Linked DNA regions of Homo sapiens: region 2 is linked to region 1. The links are chromatin contacts, found by Hi-C or POLR2A ChIA-PET in ENCODE. All regions are on one chromosome and are shown on one strand. Each heading gives the region's core, a stretch centred on a gene start or an enhancer-like site at or near the end of the contact. The rest is flanking DNA. Distances are from core to core; before and after follow the strand shown. Region 1 holds the start of LINC02988 (long intergenic non-protein coding RNA 2988). Region 2 holds the start of MCL1 (MCL1 apoptosis regulator, BCL2 family member).

Evidence for each region. Hi-C counts contacts between places; a loop is a spot of excess contacts on that map. ChIA-PET counts read pairs that join two places held with the same protein, here RNA polymerase II (POLR2A). Pooled maps may share reads with other maps.
Region 2: a pooled map shows a loop between it and region 1 (5-fold over the local background). The contact joins the promoter of MCL1 here to the promoter of LINC02988 in region 1. A Hi-C loop is called at or near these places in 1 of 168 maps with a recorded cell type or tissue (sigmoid colon), 8 of 37 single-sample maps with no recorded cell type and 11 of 50 pooled maps. POLR2A ChIA-PET finds 5 or more read pairs at or near these places in 2 of 52 experiments (A673 and activated CD4-positive, alpha-beta T cell).

Annotation. Positions count from the first base shown.
Region 1 is chr1:150,158,289-150,162,487 of GRCh38, reverse strand. LINC02988 (long intergenic non-protein coding RNA 2988) reads right to left here and starts at 1,760. Exons shown (of 4, transcript NR_135098.1): 1 at 1,678-1,760. It overlaps PLEKHO1 (pleckstrin homology domain containing O1), which reads right to left. Exons shown (of 6, transcript NM_016274.6): 6 at 2,423-3,669. The coding sequence ends at 2,965. RefSeq lists silencers at 353-422, 1,011-1,080, 2,781-2,830 and enhancers at 1,691-2,000, 3,131-3,632.
Region 2 is chr1:150,577,936-150,582,192 of GRCh38, reverse strand. MCL1 (MCL1 apoptosis regulator, BCL2 family member) reads left to right here and starts at 2,583. Exons shown (of 3, transcript NM_021960.5): 1 at 2,583-3,350; 2 at 3,702-3,949. The coding sequence starts at 2,663. It overlaps LOC107985203 (a long non-coding RNA gene), which reads right to left and starts at 2,363. Exons shown (of 3, transcript NR_186818.1): 1 at 1,974-2,363. RefSeq lists silencers at 2,273-2,612, 2,683-2,812 and enhancers at 2,386-2,680, 2,729-3,446, 3,447-4,165, 3,126-4,257.

The DNA of each region.
Region 1 (4,199 bases), core at 511-3,010:
CTAAAATGATGAAGTGAGGGAGGAGAAGCACTGGGAGGAAGGGAAATGAACGTAAGCACCTTCCCATCCTCCTGTCACAGTGCCCAGGTTCAATACAAATGCTTCAACAGAACTCATGCCAGCAGCCTACCACAAGGGTGCACCTTAAGCGATTTTTCTAGTGGGAAGCCTGGTTCCATGCTAAGCTCTAAAGTTCTTGAAGACCAGGGACCATGCTTTCATCCCTTCTGGCTCTCTCCTCTGAAGAGAGAGGTCCAGCACAGCCTGTGGCCTGGATCTAGCTAAGTGACAGTGACCCCACCCCGGTGGCCTCATTCACACAGTGCTCCTTCCAACTGAGCTAGCGGCTCACTGCCCAGAGTCAAACCAGTAACAGTAGCTGCAGTGGTCACTTTCTGACTGACAGGCATTTTCCATATTGTCCTCACCCATCCAATAGCTCTGCAGCTTGCAGATGAAAAAAACTGATACTCGGAAAGCATGTGCCTTGCCCAGAGCCTCATAATCAAGAAGTAACAGAGTTAGAATTTGAATCCAGATCCATCTGGTTTCAAAGCTGGGCTCATTTCACCACCCTAGGGCCTGGATGTTCCAGTAACTGCTGGAGAACTGGAAGCTGTTGGTTTTAGAGCCTGAAGCCCAGGAGCACAGTGCCCAGCTCCTCTCTTACTGTTGTGAGGTCCCCGATCTTTCTTTTCTGCTTCTTTCACCTGTCATTCTCCTCTCTAGTGTCTCCCTCCATCTTCTGGCTCCCCTGGGAGCCACAGATAATTGACATGTTGGGATACACATGTCATTTGTGCTTTTGTCTTTTTTCATTATGTGGGAGCAACAAGGAAGAAAAAAAGAAAAGGAAAAATGCTGGTAAAATACAAAGATAGAGACTTGTAAAAAGAAAGCATAATTCTACCTTAGACTTCAATACTTGTGACAATGGATGGCTCTGCTGACCATGCTTAGGGCTGTGGAGAGTGCAGCTATTTGAAGGACAGGAAGTCTGGAAGCCTGGGTTCTCACCTCATACCCCAAGAGACCATAGAATGACATGAAGGTGGCACTCTTGCACACTTTCCCTCACTCAACTGGGATACACATTCTTCAAGGAAGAGGCTAGGTAACTACAGTCTAGAGCTGGGGACAATCTCCATGACAGAGTGGCAAGGGACTAGAGAGAGCAAGAATTCCTCTGCCCTAGGGATGGTTTAACAGCAGTGATAAGGTCCAGAGAAGAGCTGTGAAGGAAAGAGATGATTTCTGGAAAGGGGACAGAGGCCCCCATTTTGCTTACATGGGTTGTAGGAGTGACGTTAGAGCAGAAGAATGCGGACTGAAGAATCTGTTTCTCCCACAGGTTTTTCCCCCGCTTCCTCCTATCCCATCTTCCTATAACATCGGGGCAGCGTCATGGCCAGGTCTACATGTAACTTGGCCCCGTTTCCTCCCCCTCCTCCCCTTACCTCTAGTGAAGCCCCGCTGCTCTTGGAGGATCAAGCAGCTAGCAAGGCACACTTCAATGTGGCTTTTAACCCCTCATTTACTTGATTCATGAGACTCTGTCCCCTTCTTTCCCAAAATCAAATTATTCCCTTCATAGCTCTTCTGGGGACCTCACCGTTACTAAACCTCATCTCACACACTTCCAAGGAAAGAGTGAACAGTGAGTTGTGTGGGACCTACCACAGACAAGAATGTTGGGAAGCCTGGCAACTTCAGAGGTGGCTGGGAGGGTGGTGGCGTGGGCATCCAGATGCTTTTCTAAAGTGGGGACTTGCTTAGTGATGGAAGAGGTTTGAGGAAGGAGAGGGGGAGGCTACAGGAAACCTCAGCATGGCTGAAAGAGGAACTTGGACAGATGTTTGGTTTTCCCCTTCATCCTACCCAGCTTGCATCACACACCAGTTTCATTCTTAGTTCAGTTCTTCTGTGGGGTCTGTCTCTAGTTCCCCTGTGCTAGGGCCCTGAATCAAATAATGAAACTAGTCTCATCCACTCAAGGTTGGATTTTTTTTTTTTTTTTGAGACGGAGTTTCGCTCTTGTTGCCCAGGCTGGAGTGCAATGGCACAATCTTGGCTTGCTGCAACCTCTGCCTCCCAGGTTCAAGTGATTCTCCTGCCTCAGCCTCCCGCATAGCTGGGATTACAGGCGCCCACCACCATGCCTGGCTAATTTTTTGTATTTTCGGTAGAGACTGGGTTTCATCATGTCGGTCAGGCTGGTCTCAAACTTCTGACCTCAGGTGATCCACCCGCCTTGGCCTCCCAAAGTGCTGGGATTACAGGCGTGAGCCACTGCGCCCGACAAGGGTGGATCTTTGAGTCAAGGTTGGGAAGGGTGTGGAAGATGAAGGGAAGAAACACCTCATGTAAGAAAATCCAGGCAGCTCGATCTCAATGAGAGACTGCTAGGAATGAGAAGCCAGTGTCTGGCTGGGGAGATTTTAATTCCACAAATCCTCCTCAGGGCTGGGATAAATTTCACTTCCATGTGCACGGACAGGTGACACTGGCCTCCACATCCCTACAACTAGAGTTGGGCAGCTGAAACTTCACCCTCAAACTGAAGGCCTGGGGTGGGACATAACAGAAAACATCCTCATCCCCCTCCCGCTCTAAGCTTAGAAGCCCACTGTATCCTTGGGAGCAGCAGTGGACTCCCTGTGCCGTCTTGGGGGCGGGCGGTGTGTGGAGTGGTCAGACTGTGTCTTTACCGTGCCTTCTCTCTCTCTGGCTGGGTAAAAACTTCCTGCTACTGCTGCGGGGTCACTTCCTCAAACCTGAGGGGCATACGAGGGGCATATGGAAAGTAGGTGGGGCAATAAGGGTTGTAGTGGGGTCAGGCATCAGCAAGAGCAATGAGTTCATTTTTGTTTTCTTTTTTTGATTGAGGTAAATAAAAAAGCTTTATCCAGCAACACGGAGATAAGAGTCTGTCCAACCCGACAAGTTCCAGACCCCACCCTGCCCTCACATCAGGCTCTTCCGGTACTGACTGTGCGGGGTGGTCTGTCTGAGGTGGGAGTCCGGGGTCTGCAGGTCCATCTGTCTGTACAGGTCTCTCAGCTCCCTGACCTCCTGCAGCACCCTCTTTGCCTGGCTCCAATTCGATGATGCCTCTCCCAGCAGCCGTTCCGTCTCCAGCAGCAGCTGCTCTGACTCAGAATCCGGCGGAGACCGAGGGGGGTCCTTGGCCTTTCGCTTCCCATCTCCCAGTCCCTGAACCTCTGCCAGAAGCTCCTGAGTCTCCTCCAGTTTCCTTGCTACCAGGTCCTGGATCCGGGACAGCTGCCCCGGGTTGGGGAGGGCAGGGGTTGGGGGTTCCTCAGCCCGCAGCTGGAGGGTGCGGGCAGAGGCAGCATCCCGCTGAGATAGGATCTCCTCCAGGGAGGCGCAGCGGCCTTTCTCTGTGGGCGTCAACTTCTTGGGTGCCTGGGGGGTGTAGGTGGCCCCTTTGTCTGTTTTTTCCCAAGGTCGGGAGAGACTGCTTGCCCGGTCTGCGGAGGGCTGGATGCGGTCTGAGTCCGCTCTCCGCCGGCTCCCTGCCAGCTGGGCCACAGACTTGTCCAGGTCAACCCGAAAGCTCTCAGCACAAGAGGTTGGTTCCTCAGGGGAAGGGTCTTCCTCTTGGATCAAGTCCAAGGTCAGCATCCCATCCGAGGTAGAGGTGGAAGCCTGTGGAGGAAGGGGGGAATGAGTGGGGAACCTGTCATCAGGAGGGATTTTCGGAATGACTGCCTAAAAGATGCAAGCTGTGGTCATTTTCCTCTACAAGCCTTCCTTGAATGAGAAGTACTTTTTTTTAGAGACAGAGTCTTGCTCTGTCACCCAGGCTGGAGTGCAGTGGCACGATTTGAGCTCACTGCAAGCTCCGCCTCCCGGGTTCACGCCATTCTCCTGCCTCAGCCTCCCGAGTAGCTGGGATTACATGCGTGCACCACCACGCCCAGCTCTTTTTTTTTGTATTTTTAGCAGAGGCAGGGTTTCACCATGTTGGCCATGGCTGGTCTCAAACTCCTGACCTCAAGTGATACACCGTCTCAGCCTCCCAAAGTACTGGGATTACAGGTGTGAGCCCCCCTGCCTGGCAAAGCCCTCTGCTCTTGACTGAACCCTCCTACTGAATGTGCTGTTTCTTATTCCTTTGATAGTGACTTGAATGTTTCTTCTTCTGTGATTTAGTTTGTTACTTGTTTCCTGTATTC
Region 2 (4,257 bases), core at 1,334-3,833, 420 kb before region 1:
CCTTCCAAGTAGCTGGGATTACAGGCACGTGCCACCACGGCCCGGCTAATTTTGTATTTTTAGTAGAGATGGAGTTTCTCCATGTTGGTTGGGCTGGTCTCAAACTCCTGACCTCAGATGATTCGCCCGCCTTGGCCTCCCAAAGTGCTGGGATTGCAGGTGTGAGCCACTGCGCCAGGCCTCATTATTATTATTATTTTTTTTGAGACCAAGTCTTGCTCTGTTGCCCAGGCTGGAGTGCAGTGGCACTATCTTGGCTCACCGCAACCTCCGTCTCTTGGGTTCAAGCAGTTCTCCTGTCTCAGCCTCCAGAGTAGCTGGTATTACAGATGCGCACCACCACACCCATCTAATTTTTGTGTTTTTAGTAGAGACAGGGTTTCGCCATGTTTCCCAGGCTGGTCTCAAACTCCTGGGCTCAAGCGATCCACCCACCTCAGCCTCCCAAAGTGCTGGGATTATTGGCATGAGGCACAGAGCCCGGTCTGTAATCCCAACACTTTGGGAGGCCAAGGTAGGAGGATCACCTGAGTCCAGGAGTTCAAGACCGGCCTGGGCAAAATAGTGATACCCCATCTCTACAAGAAATAAAAAAATTAGCCAAGTATAGGGGCATGCACCTGTGTTCCTCGCTACTCGCGAGGCTGTGGTGGGAGGATCACTTCAGCCCAGGAGGTTGAGGCAGCAATGAGCACTGATGGTGCCACTGCACTCCAGCCTGGGTGACAGGGCAAGACCTCATCTCAAAAAAATAAATAAAAAGTGAGCTTGCTCACCTTTCCTATGTCTCTCAGCACCTTGCTTTTGAATTTTAGCTATTATTTTTACAGATCTTTTAACAAAAAGGCTGCTTTAATTAACGTTAACTAACATACATGGCATATAAGAAGATCCTTGTTCTCAAGGGCTTTACAAACCTCTAGAGTCAAATGTGCCTTATTATCAGTACAAAAATAAATGGTGTCAGCTGGGTGCAGTGACTCACACCTGTAATCCCAGCACTTTAAGAGGCTGAGGCAGGTGGATCACCTGAGGCCAGGAGTTTGAGACCAGCCTGGCCAACATGGTGAAACCACATTGTCAGGCCTCTGAGCCCAAGCCAAGCCATCGCATCCCCTGTGACTTGCACGTATACATCCAGATGGCCTGAAGTAACTGAAGATCCACAAAAGAAGTAAAAATAGCCTTAACTGATGACATTCCACCATTGTGATTTGTTTCTGCCCCACCCGAACTGATCAATGTACTTTGTAATCTCCCCCACCCTTAAGAAGGTTCTTTGTAATTCTCCCCACCCTTGAGAATGTACTTTGTGAGATCCACCCCTGCCCACAAAACATTGCTCTCAACTTCACCACCTATCCCAAAACCTGTAAGAACTAATGATAATCCATCACCCTTTGCTGACTCTCTTTTCGGACTCAGCCCGCCTGCACCCAGGTGAAATAAACAGCCATGTTGCTCACACAAAGCCTGTTTGGTGGTGTCTTCACACAGACGCGCATGAAACACATCTCTACTAAAAATACAATAATCAGCTGGGCGAGGTGGCTCACAGCTGTAATCTCAGCACTTTGGGAGGCCGAGACAGGCAGGTCACTTGAGGCCATGAGTTCGAGACCAGCCTGGCCAACATCGTGAAAACCCCATCTCTACCAAAAATACAAAAACTAGCCAGATGTGGTGGCGCACGCCTGTAATCCCAGCTACTCGGGAGGCTGAGGTACCGAATCGTCTGAACGTGGGAAGTGGAGCTTGTAGTGAGCCGAGATCGCCCCACTGCACTCCAGCCTGGGCAACAGAGCTAGACTGTCTCAAAACAAACAAAAAATGGTGTCAAGACTCTCAGACGAGATTCTAATGGATTAAGGCCTATATGTAAATAGCACCAAAGACTATGGAACAGAGATGGGAGAAGCAAGCAGGGAGGCAGGAATAGTTTAGCTGTGGCAGTTTTAGCTTAGTCCACTTACATAAATGGTTCTTTAGGGTAGCACGTGGAGCATCCTCATTTCCAAACATTGGACTGAGAGTAGAGAGCTGTGCAAAATAACCACAAGTCCCCAACTATGCCCTCTTAATTATCCCTATCATCTAAGACTGTTGTTCCCATCCATCACTGAACTTCCCCGTCCTCTTCCTTCAACCCCTGTGTTAGTCAATGGTTGAAATTTTGATTTGGTAAAAAACCTCTGGCGAAAACCAGCAAAAAGGGCTCACAAATCAGGTCTCAGGGAAGCACAGAGGTAGCCACGAGAAGGCCCGAGGTGCTCATGGAAAGAGCTCGAGCCCAGGAGCTCTGGGAGGACCCCAGGCGCTCGGAGCCGCCGTTACGTAACCGGCACTCAGAGCCTCCGAAGACCGGAAGGCCCCGCTCAGGCCCCGGCTCAGGCCCCGGCCCCGGCCCCGGCCCCGGCCCCGCCCCGGCCCGGCCGGGCAGCTGGTAGGTGCCGTGCGCAACCCTCCGGAAGCTGCCGCCCCTTTCCCCTTTTATGGGAATACTTTTTTTAAAAAAAAAGAGTTCGCTGGCGCCACCCCGTAGGACTGGCCGCCCTAAAACCGTGATAAAGGAGCTGCTCGCCACTTCTCACTTCCGCTTCCTTCCAGTAAGGAGTCGGGGTCTTCCCCAGTTTTCTCAGCCAGGCGGCGGCGGCGACTGGCAATGTTTGGCCTCAAAAGAAACGCGGTAATCGGACTCAACCTCTACTGTGGGGGGGCCGGCTTGGGGGCCGGCAGCGGCGGCGCCACCCGCCCGGGAGGGCGACTTTTGGCTACGGAGAAGGAGGCCTCGGCCCGGCGAGAGATAGGGGGAGGGGAGGCCGGCGCGGTGATTGGCGGAAGCGCCGGCGCAAGCCCCCCGTCCACCCTCACGCCAGACTCCCGGAGGGTCGCGCGGCCGCCGCCCATTGGCGCCGAGGTCCCCGACGTCACCGCGACCCCCGCGAGGCTGCTTTTCTTCGCGCCCACCCGCCGCGCGGCGCCGCTTGAGGAGATGGAAGCCCCGGCCGCTGACGCCATCATGTCGCCCGAAGAGGAGCTGGACGGGTACGAGCCGGAGCCTCTCGGGAAGCGGCCGGCTGTCCTGCCGCTGCTGGAGTTGGTCGGGGAATCTGGTAATAACACCAGTACGGACGGGTCACTACCCTCGACGCCGCCGCCAGCAGAGGAGGAGGAGGACGAGTTGTACCGGCAGTCGCTGGAGATTATCTCTCGGTACCTTCGGGAGCAGGCCACCGGCGCCAAGGACACAAAGCCAATGGGCAGGTCTGGGGCCACCAGCAGGAAGGCGCTGGAGACCTTACGACGGGTTGGGGATGGCGTGCAGCGCAACCACGAGACGGCCTTCCAAGGTAAGGGGGTTCATTAATCGCCAAGGCCTCACTCCCTTTTTTCCATCTCTCCCCGGACTCACCCGCCAAGGGTGGGTTGGAAACCGAAACGAGTCAGTGTTGAAACGTGTCTCATCCTATTCCTGAAGCCAGAATATTCTGGCCATGAGTCATTGTTTCCGCCCATCTTGATTCTTTTGGAAATGGCAGCTCTTGTTCAAAGACCGGAAAGGGTGGGATGTCAATTTCAAGTGGGGTCAACCTGAGTTCTGTAAATCCCAGTAGCGATTTTCCCGCCGCGGGTGGGCAGGCGAATCTTGCGCCGGTTTAGACAAAGGAGGCCGTGAGGACCTGCATGCTTTTCTTTCTCAGGCATGCTTCGGAAACTGGACATCAAAAACGAAGACGATGTGAAATCGTTGTCTCGAGTGATGATCCATGTTTTCAGCGACGGCGTAACAAACTGGGGCAGGATTGTGACTCTCATTTCTTTTGGTGCCTTTGTGGCTAAACACTTGAAGACCATAAACCAAGAAAGCTGCATCGAACCATTAGCAGAAAGTATCACAGACGTTCTCGTAAGGACAAAACGGGACTGGCTAGTTAAACAAAGAGGCTGGGTAAGTTTGCCTTAAGGATGAAAGGGGCCTTGGAGTGGAAGTAGAATGAAGGATTTTTTTTAGAGAGGTGGGGATATCTAAAGGTTTTTATGACGCACGGCTGTTTGCAGGCTCTAACTAAAGGACCATTGTTTATTTGATGTTGATTTAAGTAGTGGATCCTTAGAGATAGTGGTATGGCGGTCTTGAATTGTATCAAAAATCTTGGTTTTCTCTAGGCAATTTTTTGTTCCAATTCAGTTGAATACTCTTCAGTGGATTCAAACCATGAAAAAATAAGTCACCAGGGGAGGATAGCTGAAATAATT